Linked DNA regions of Homo sapiens: region 2 is linked to region 1. A link is an interaction called in ENCODE POLR2A ChIA-PET data of the cell type or tissue named here. Cell type or tissue: GM12878. All regions are shown on one strand. Each heading gives the region's core, and the rest is flanking DNA. Links, peaks and the distances in the headings are about the cores only.

The links. ChIA-PET counts read pairs that join two places held together with the same protein. Peaks named below come from ENCODE experiments on the same cell type or tissue, not always from the same donor. Only the 100,000 strongest peaks of a DNase experiment are listed, where the experiment ranks them.
Region 2: POLR2A ChIA-PET joins it to region 1 with 6 read pairs; 4 of 35 experiments call an interaction of 5 or more read pairs at or near these places.

The regions. Positions count from the first base shown.
Region 1 is chr12:68,895,197-68,900,519 of GRCh38, forward strand. All of the region lies in intron 2 of CPM (carboxypeptidase M), which reads right to left. Among named protein-coding and RNA genes, the nearest start is that of CPM, 35 kb to the right of the region's middle. In GM12878, for the core only: no CTCF peak of the experiment used is centred there; a DNase peak (open chromatin) is centred at 2,165.
Region 2 is chr12:69,245,841-69,251,163 of GRCh38, forward strand. It overlaps CPSF6 (cleavage and polyadenylation specific factor 6), which reads left to right. Exons shown (of 10, transcript NM_007007.3): 2 at 5,289-5,323. Among named protein-coding and RNA genes, the nearest start is that of CPSF6, 8.9 kb to the left of the region's middle. RefSeq lists an enhancer at 1-430. In GM12878, for the core only: no CTCF peak of the experiment used is centred there; no DNase peak of the experiment used is centred there.

The DNA of each region.
Region 1 (5,323 bases), core at 206-5,205:
GGTTGCCCAACATCTGGTGCCCTAATGAACTCAGGCATATCATGTGACCTGCTCTGGCCAGTGAAATGTGGGCAGAAATGGTAATGTACCACTTCTGGGCAGAGCTTTAAGGGCTGATGCATGATTTGCCATCTCCTTTCCCTCTGACATAAGACAGGCAATGATTGGATAGAGGGTGCTCTGTCAGCTTCGGTCCTGGAGGGAAGGTGACAGGGAGCAGAGTCACAACTGTTCAATAATGGACATATGAGTGACATCTAAATCTTTATTTTTCTGTTATAAGCCATAGCAATTTGTGGGTCTTCTATTTCTGCAGTACAGTCCAGCCCTTTTCATATGACACTGCTTCCATAACCAACCCAAACCAAAATGACTTTCCCTCTAGTGAGTGTTCATTATACTTATTGCTGATACCTGTGCTTTTTCAGATAGGGGTTCCCAGAACCATAAAATTTTGTGGAGGTGGCCCAGAAGTAAAGAAATCTTAGAAAATGTGTTTTAGGCCAGACACAGTGGCTCACGCCTGTAATCCCAGCACTTTGGGAGGCCGAGGCAGGTGGATCATTTGAGGTCAGGAGTTCTCTGCAAAAAGTACAAAAATTAGCTGGGTGTGGTGGTGTGCCATGAATACACTCATTTCTATTTCTGACATCACTTTCATGCTTTGACAAAATGAAGTCCAAATGAAAACATGTTGTTGAGTAAACTTTCCTTTGTTTGGGTGATTGATCATATGTGAACTGGATCCCATGGCTCTAACTGCTTTTCCTTCAATGACTCCCCATGGCATTGAGATGGCACCTGATCCCCTCAGCATGCACACCAGACCTCTTGGGATCTGTCTTCTTCCTGCCTTGGGTTTCCCACCCCAATCCCATACACCAGGCCCTAGCCATTCTTCTTTATGTGTAGTTCCCAAAGGAGGTAACTCCCTGCCTTGACACCTTTAATACCTGCTCTTTCTTCTGCATGGATAGTCCTTAGCCCACCCCATCAAAGCGGCCAACCTCCCCTTGCCTTTTCAAGGCTCAGCTAAAAGCCTCCTGCCATCCAACACCTTCCTGATCCTTCTGCTCAGCCCCATCCCCTACCACCCTAAGTTAGATGCTTCCTTTGAACTTTCATAGATAGTACCCCTGCAACCCCTCTCCTATCATTTATTGAAACCAAAGGTTTTCCTGCAAGCAAGGGATTTTGTATCTCTGTGCTTGCAAAATCTGGTGTAGTGTCTGGCATATACATAGCAAATGATTGATAAATGTTTGCTGAGTGAATGGATGATTGGATAAATTAACAAACAAACCTGAGGAAGCTCACTTGGAGTCCGAGTCACCTTTGGTCCGGGGATTAGATGAAACTGTTTTCCAGTATTGATGGAAAAGTCCATAGTTAGTCTATGAGGTGCCATCCTGGGTGGGCTCTGGAAAGAACCCAGTTTTCTAGATCAAATCAAGAGTCAATGCACCTTCTTGGAATATTTCCATGCAAGAAAGTGCCAAGATCCAAACCAAATGTCTGGTTTCAAGTTAGATTCTTCCAACATTATGGGGAGATAGAGTTGCATTTGCTTACATGTTCATCCCCATAGTATTAAAGTTTTGATATTATACCCAAGAAATGTAGATGTTAGGTTCCATTTCATTTCTTCCTGAATAGGTGAATGGGGAGGTTTGGGAATTTCAGTTCCTAAATTAGGGACAGTTACGTTTTTAATTGAAAAAAAAAAATAGAGGAAAAATCTGAAGCTGCATTGGGTTGCAATAAATTTTCTTTTTTTTCTTCAAGACAGTCAAGACTCCCAGAGAAACAGAACAGCTTGTCTCATTAATCACTAACCATCAACAAAAAACAGGAAGACGGTAGGAAATTCCTCTGCCTTTCTCCTCTTGCAACCCCACCTTCTCTATTCCTCCCACTCCATTCCCAGGTCAGAGACTCATAAACCTGTCCTGCTTCCTCTAAACATTTAAATTTTTAACCTATAAATTATAAGACATTTTTAAGAATGGAGTTTTAAAAACTGGACATAATTATCATGCCCCAATCATTATAATTCTTCCATGTTCCCCTTTAGGTTTTTTTTTTTTTTTCCTCCATATAGCTACAGGAAACTTGTTTTTAAATCCCCAAAGTGAAAACCTCTAGGGACCTCATACTATAAAAAGCTGAGAACTTCCCTTTTTGGTCCCTTGAGGAAGAGGTCAAACATAACCAGATCATCTTTTTGAAGGACAATTCAGCTGTACTAAGAGCGAGATCGAGCATTACCTTAAAGTACAAATGAATACTTAAAGAGATTTCTTGGCCAAGGTGGGCAGATCACAAGGTCAGGAGTTCCAGAGCAGCCTGGCCAATATGGGGAAACCTCGTCTCTACTAAAGTTACAAAAAATTAGCCGGGCGTGGTGGTGTGTGCCTGTAATCCCAGCTACTCAGGAGGCTTGGGCAGGAGAATCGCTTGAACCCGGGAAGCAGAGGTTGCAGTGAGTGGAGATCGTGCCATTGCACTCCAGTCTGGGTGACAGAGCGAGACTCCGTTTCAAAAAAAAAAAAAAAAAAAGGCACAATCATTACAACTAGCACTATACAGTTATTGTCCATTTGAGGTTTCTTTTTTTACAGTATGTCATGGACATTCCGGTTCAGTGTTGAGGTTTTGTTTCTTGCTGCCCTATTGGTCTCACTCCGTCAGCCAGGCAGGAATGCAGTGGTGCAATCATGGCTCACTATAGCCTTGACCTCCCAGGGCTCAAGTCAGCCACCTCAGCCTCCTGAGTATCTGGGACTACAAGCATGGACCACTACGCCTGGCTAATTTGTGTATTTTTTTTTTTTTTTTGTAGAGATGGGGTTTTGCCATGCTGTCTAGGCTGGTCTTGAAATCCTGAGCTCAAGCAATCCACCCACCTCAGCCTCCCAAGATGTTAGGATTACGGGCATGAGCCACTGTGCCTGGCCTGGTGTTCTTATTTGTTATGAGTGCCTGCAGGTGTCACAGAGCTGTAATTTAAGAAGAGGTTAATTCAGACCCCTTTTGACCCCAGAAAAGACAGTTTGTTGGAGGTCTGCACAGCCCTATTGTCTATTTATTGCTACCATAAGAACTCATCCTTTAGTGGCAAGGAATAATGGCAATTAATTTACTAGTTTCCCCATAAGCTACTGTGGAGAAGAAAGGCTTTTCTTTCAGTCATCCTACTTCCTGAGTTTTACCCTAAAAAGCTCTCATTCTAAAGTGAAGCAAGTGAGAGTCCAGAGTGAAGGATGCTTAGCTCCCAATAGCAGGAGAGGCCTTGAAGTTACCAAAATTAGGTTCCCTAACCGGAACATTTGGTGGATTAACAAAGGTGGACTACTTCTCACTAGTATCACTGTTTTGAGATTTAAATCTCAAAAATAGATCAGTAGTTTAGTAAAGACATCAAAACCAGCATTGAGCAGCACGTCACCTGCCTGAACACAGCATGTGAGATGAGATGATATACAGTATCCTCTTCAGGGCATCTGACATAATGATGAAATGTGCAGGTTCCAGAATCAAAGTGTCAGAGCTAAAACCCAGCTCTGTCACTTACTAGCCATGTGGTATTGGGCAAATTGCTTAATCCCTCTAAATGAATCAGTTTCCTCATCCATATTATGGGATTAACGGTACTTACCCTCATGGGGTTGTTGTGCTATCTCATTTAATTCTTACAAGCTTTAAAAATAGTGCCAGAAACATTGTAAGCACGTGTTTGTTTGAGGGCCTCAGGTGTACAAATTGGCTGATGACAAACTACTGGCCCTAGCAGATGATGTAGTATCAGACCAATTAAAGACAAATTTTCAATATAAACAGTGTACATAACATAGGGATAGACTGCCAATTTGTTATGCCAAGAGACAGCAGAAATGTATGTGCCAGAAGATCTGCACATCAGGTCAAATAGACTACCACTCACTGAAGTTAAAAAGAAAACTGGAGTGTGGATTCAGAAAGTGGAAGGGGCTATTTTGAGAGAACATGTCCTTCAAAATGTATTAGCACAAAAACTGTCACAAACATTCACACCACCAAGCATCAGGTAAATTACTTTTTCAACTCCAAGGACTGAATCTCATTCAGAATTCCCAGGCCCTAACAGCAGAGGACAGTGCTGAACTGGGAAGCCGCATGTTGCCATGAGGGCAGGGCAGAAAGCCAAGTCACCTCTGTTAACTGTGTTGAATCATTAACCATAAACACATTTTTCACAACATTTTCTTTCATGGCCTGTTCTCAAAATTATTGAGGACATCGTGTAGATTTTGACTATCTCAATGTTAATGAGCCTGGAAAGCATGTTAAGAATTTCCAGTCTGGTGCTGTCATGGAGAGACTCCAACTCATCACTGTAAGAGGGCAAGCCAAGAGCTTGTAGACAAGGAAATGGTTCATTAGGAATCAACCAATGACATAAAATTGGTTCAATATGAATCGGTCAATGCCAAAAAAAGGCAGGGGAACTGTCCTAGATTGTGAGACTGTAGACGATGGGTGAGCCTTGCTTGATTTGATTCTGGGAACTACTGGAGAACTTTAAAAATGCAGTATGTTGTTGGATATTACTGAGTTATTATTTTTAGTTTAATAATGATGTGTCATGATTAGGCAGTAAGAAGTCATGCTTAGGAGATGCATATTGGTGTTTTTTGGGATGATGTGACATGCCATTTATCACTTCTAATGGTTCAGTAAAATCAACAGATGGAGCTCATGAGAGAGATAAAGCAAATGTGGCAAAATATTAACAACTGGTGGATGTATATGAATAATGTGTGAGTGCTTATTTTACTATTTTTGTATTTTTTTCTATAGGACTGAAAATTTTCTAAATAAAAAGCTGGAGGGATCAAGAGAATGAAAAGGTAAGCCACAGACTTGGAGAAAATGTTTGCAAAAGACATGTCTGATGAAAGAGTTATCCAAAATACAGAAAGAATTCTGAAAACCCAACAATAAGAAAATAAACAACTCAATTAAAAAATGGACAAAAGATGGAAACAGCAGGCATTTCACCAAAGAAGATAAACAGAGGGCAAATAAGCATATGAAAAGATGTCATCATATGTCACATCATATGTCATCAGGGAAAGGCAAATTAAAACAACAATGAGATATCAATGCATTCCTATTAGAATGGCAAAAATTCAGAACACTGACAACACCAAATACTGGCGAGGATGTGGAGCAACAGGAACTCTCATTCATTGCTGGTGGGAATGCAAAATGGCCAATTTGGAAAGCAGTTTGCAAGTGTCTTACAAAACTAAACCTACTCTTGCCATATGATCCAGCAAAC
Region 2 (5,323 bases), core at 239-5,238, 350 kb after region 1:
TTTGGGAGGCTGAAGTAGGCGGATCACTTGAGGTCAGGAGTTTGAGACCTGCCTGGCCAACATGGCGAAACCCCTGTCTCTACTAAAAATACAAAATTTAGCCAGGTATGATAGTGCACACCTGTAATTCCAGCTACTTCAGAGGCTGAGGCAGGAGAATTGCTTGAACCTGGGGGGCAGAGGCTGCAGTGAGCTGAGATCAGGCCACTGTACTCCAGCCTGAGTGACAGAACGAGACTTTGTCACACACAAAAATAGATTAATTACTTTTAAAAGAATGGAGGTGTATAGAGGCAGTAGTTGGAACAAAGAATTCACTTAGGAGTTACGGACCTGGACATCCGATAAGTCAGTTTTTATGTCATGAATCATTTTGCTTTACGTTCAGTCATTATGTATGTATTCTAGCCAATTGTTGAGCCAATTAATGAAAATAAATTTCTTGGACAAATATCAGAGAAACATTGTTTATGATTTATTTATGTTTACTAGAAAACCATCTGAAATAAAGCTGTCAGGTTGAGAATGAGCTAGGTAGAATTGATTCAGAAAAATGGATAGAAATGTTCAGGGAAGCTAGAACTCTTCTCTATTTTGTTATTTATGGGTGCAGTTAATTTAGTTGCCTGTGAATTGTCCACTATGGTTTATGTGGCATATTTTTAGTACCAAATTCCTTACCATTATATAAGGAAGGGATTTTTACAGGGATTACTAGCCAGTTTTAATAACTACTGAGAACATAATTAGATAAAACCAGAAAATGATATATTTTCTTTAAAAATGTATGCATTAGGTTATCTGCTATTGGATTTTGCATACTAGTATTTCTTTTCCGAGGTATAGGATATATTTTGTAAATGCAAAATGTAACTTCCCCCCTTCATATATTTCTCTAAATGGAAATAATTTAAAATAGGCTTTGAAACAAGTGGCCTTTGCTGTGCATTTACTGATAGTATCATATAATGCACGAATTTTGTATGTATTTATGTATTTTTATGGTAGAGATGGGATCTTCCTAAGTTGCCCAGGCTGGTCTTAGACTCCTGGGCTCAAGGGATCCTCTTGCCTTGGCCTCCCAAAGTGGTGGGATTAACAGGCATGAACCACCATGCCTAGCCTCGAATGATATTACTGTAATTTTAGAACCATCAAAAAAATATCAGGCCTGTCAGGGAGAATGATGAATATTTTGACAGCCAACAAGTTCATCCCAATAGTGGTATACAGTATGTATCGTATATCTGTGATATTAAAATTGTAAGAGGGGTAATTAGGGAAAAAATGTCTAAAAGTAACTTCTTGAAGGGAGGGAGGAGACAGGGATAATGAAAAGGTTGAGAAGCCATACTTTAAGGGAACTAATAGGATTTTGGTCATTTTGCCATCCATTTTCTCTGGCTTGGCAACAGATATTTGTATATCATGTGGAGCATAATCTTGTTGTGTAAAATGTTGAGAGAATACCTTGTCTAAAGAATGATTGTAGTGATTTAGAATGGTAGGGAATGAAAAAAATTAGTGAGTTTTTTTTTTTTTTAAACAAACCCTAAGAGCTGTTGTTTATTCCAAGCTTTATGTAACATAGCTGGCTAGCTACTATGAACAGCAGATAAGATTGGGCAACATTTGGTATCAAAGATAATTAGAGGAATGATGTTGATATTTTCTTGTTTTTTGAATGCCATTAAAATTAAAAGTAATAATTGAAAAGACCCTTCATGTAATAAAAAATGATACCGTGAAATATTTCTTTGACAAACTGGAAACCTTTTTTTTAGTCTGTTCAGTAGGCTCACAGAGCTTTATTTATATATGACCTGTGATATACATTTTGCATAATTTCTCATGCAAACATCATGCATATTTTCTCACTTTATGAAGTAAGAACAAAGTTCAGTATGTTCTGTATTTTTTTTTACGCTGGAGGATTGATGTGATATGAAGCTGATTAAAAGGAAGGTTACTGATAACTACAAAAGAGTGTGCTTTGAGTTTCATTTTTAGTAATGGCAGCAAATGTATTCAGATTCATTATGTTTTTTCACAAAGTTTAAATGTATACCATTGGGGCTAAGTGTACAGGCTGTGGCCTTGGAACAGAGAGAAGCTAACTAGTCCACATGGAGATCAAACCCCAGGACCATGGTCTTAATTAGGATCGTACTACAACCACTTGGAAGCAGTACAACTACCAGACAAAATGGCTGATCCTAAATATTGGTAGAATCATATCAATGTGGAAAATTGGTTTGTGTCAACATAGGAATTCATGGATGGACAAAAATAGTAAGTGATTGTGATATACCAGGTTAGTGTAGCTGCAATTATGCTTGTAAATTTTTTGTCTACTTATGTAAACATTTTCACAGGTTTGTAGCTAATAGAAGAAAACAAAGAATCTGTTCACCTATTTATGTAAGTGAAAGTGTAAATTTAAAAATACATTTAGTCCTGCTGTTAATAACCCTTCCATTCTTTTTTACTTTCCCTCAGACCATATATTGTGATTATAGTTTCTGCTGAGGAGGATGGAAACTCAACTCCCTTTGAATAATATTAGTAATTCTACTTGATGTTCAGAACCGGATTGCAAGAGAGTTTAAAGTGCCCAACACCCCTTGTGGGAAACTTTTTAGTATCTTAAGTGCATGGAACTACTGCTGCAGCCACACCGCCTGAAGCTTCAGCCACACTGAAACTTCATAACAAAACTTACCCTCTTTTTTCCTAATTTCTGTGGTCATTGCAATTTGAGCATGTTACTTTGTTTAACAAAAACTCATTTCTTAAAGATTATTTTAGTATTGCTGTACAAACAGAATAAAATTATGGCATTATTCAGTGACTTGTGGTCTTAGTTTCTGCCCTTTGTTAAATTTAGCTTTGTTCTCTGATTTAACCTTGAGATCCCAGACCCCTTATTAAATAAGTCTTATAGACATTCTACCTCGTAACAAGTAAAATTGGTATGTAAAGATTCTGTAACTAGTAAATTGGATAAGTCATTAATTACATAAACGATTACCTGATGATTACTTGAGGTCCCTTTATTTAGGAATATAAATGATATTTCCCCTACTAGGCTTTTTTCTTTTTCTTTTAAAAAGATCTTATTCTCGGCCGGGTGTGGTGGCTCACACCTGTAATCCCAGCACTTTGGGAGGCCGAGGCGGGCGGATCACGAGGTCAGGAGATCAAGACCATCCTGGCTAACCCATCCTGCCTAACACGGTGAAACCCCATCTCTACAAAAAATACAAGAAATTAGCTGGGCAAGGTAGCGGGCGCCTGTAGTCCCAGCTACTCGGGGGGGGGGGGGGGGGCTGAGGCAGGAGAATGGCGTGAACCCAGGAGGCGGAGCTTGCAGTGAGCCGAGATTGCGCCACTGCACTCCAGCCTGGGCGACAGAGCAAGACTCCGTCTCAAAAAAATAAATAAATAAAAATTAAAATTAAAAAAATACAAAATAAATAAAAGATCTTATTCTGGCTCTCCTTTAAATAGCAAAACAGTAGCCTGGGCCCATAATATCTTGTTGCTCTGTTTACCATCATATAACAAATGCTTTTCTCTGGGTCATTCTATCCATTTAGGGACTATTTTGGCTAATAGTCCCTAAAACCATTAGCTCCTCCATATGTGCCATTTGTATAATTCTTTAGTAAATTGTATTAATGGGAGAATCTGTAAGTTACGTCTGAACTTTCAGGTTGTCTTATAATTGTCTTTTTCCTTATGTCAGATGTTCTATGTCATAAGAATAAAATGGTTCACACCAATACAAGTACTTAGTTGTGGAAAGGGAGAGTAGAAGATAAAAATGGAGATTTTCCTGTGCTACAGGCTTAGTCAAGCTTATGGTCTATTTAATGGTTATCAAAGGCAATTAAATAGTGTTGAGTGTTCTGCTTTTACCTACATTTCATTTTTCATGTACTTAGTTACAAATTGAACCCTCTTCTATTTTTTTCCTGCTCCTGTTTCTGTTTCATTTTAGTTTTCCTTTTCCCTGATTATCATTTAGGCATGTAAGTGACACCCAGTAGCATTGCTTTAATTCTGCTGGTGACAGTGCCAAAGCTTTACTATACTCTTTTTGTTGTCTGTTGCTTTTCTCTTGCTAATTTGCTTGACTAGATAACTAAGAATTCAGGTAAGCATTAGCTCTTTGTTCACTGAGAATAATACAACTTGCAAGATAATTAATTTGGATTGTTCTACATGTATTTCGTTTATTTCTCTTTACCTTGTTCATTTATTACGACATTTTGAATTATTTACATACCCATATTTCTTCTTTCTTTTATGGCTCAGCTCACTATGCTTTTTTTTAATACTGGTAGCTTCCTCAAGGTTGGAAAACAAGATCTGAATACTATAGAAAATAATAACTATTTTTCTGTGGTCATATTAAAGATATAATGGCTTTGGATTTTGGGGTGATTTTTCTACTGTCAGTTTAAAAAAAACTTGTCTATTTGCATTTGTGTGTTATTACTTCTAGTTAAGAGTATTTCCAAGGAAAGTTTCATGTTACTTATTTTGTTTCCATGTCTTTTTCCAAAAGAACTTATTTTTTATATTATAATAAATATCAGTGGAAAAGTAGGTTTCGTTATATAGAAATTAACTTTAGGCTGGGTGCAGTGGCTCAAGCCTATATTTGGGAGGCCGAGGCAGGAGGATTGCTTGAACTCAGGAGTTCGAAACTAGCGTGGGCAATGTAGCGAGACCTGGTCTCTACAAAAAAAAAAAAAAAAAGAAAAAAAAGAAAAGAAATAAAGGAAACCCCCTTTTTTTGTTTTTTTGTTTTTTTTTGAGATGAAGTCTTGCTCTGTCGCCCAGGCTGGAGTGCAATGGCACGATCTTGGCTCACTACAACCTCCGCCTCCCAGGTTCAAGCGATTCTCCTGCCTCAGCCTCCTGAGTAACTGGGATTACAGGCGTGTGCCACCATGCCTGGCTAATTTTTGTATGTTTAGTAGAGACAGGGCTTCATCATGTTGGCTAGGCTGGTCTCGAACTCCTGACCTCAAGTGATCCACCTGCCTCGGCCTCCCAAGTGCTGGGATTACAGGTGTGAGCCACCACTCCCGGCAAGAAATTCACTTTTTAGACCTGTTCAAGAATACATCTATTGCATAAAGTGGAAAAAGATTTGTACTGAAATCCTTGGCCTTTTTCCATCAGATTTTTAAAACAAAAAGTTGAATTTGTATTCAAGTCTATTTTAGTAGTATTTTGACTTTTGTATAATCTAGAGCATTATTTCTGTATCTCAGGAAGCTGAATATGGTGGGCATGATCAGATAGATTT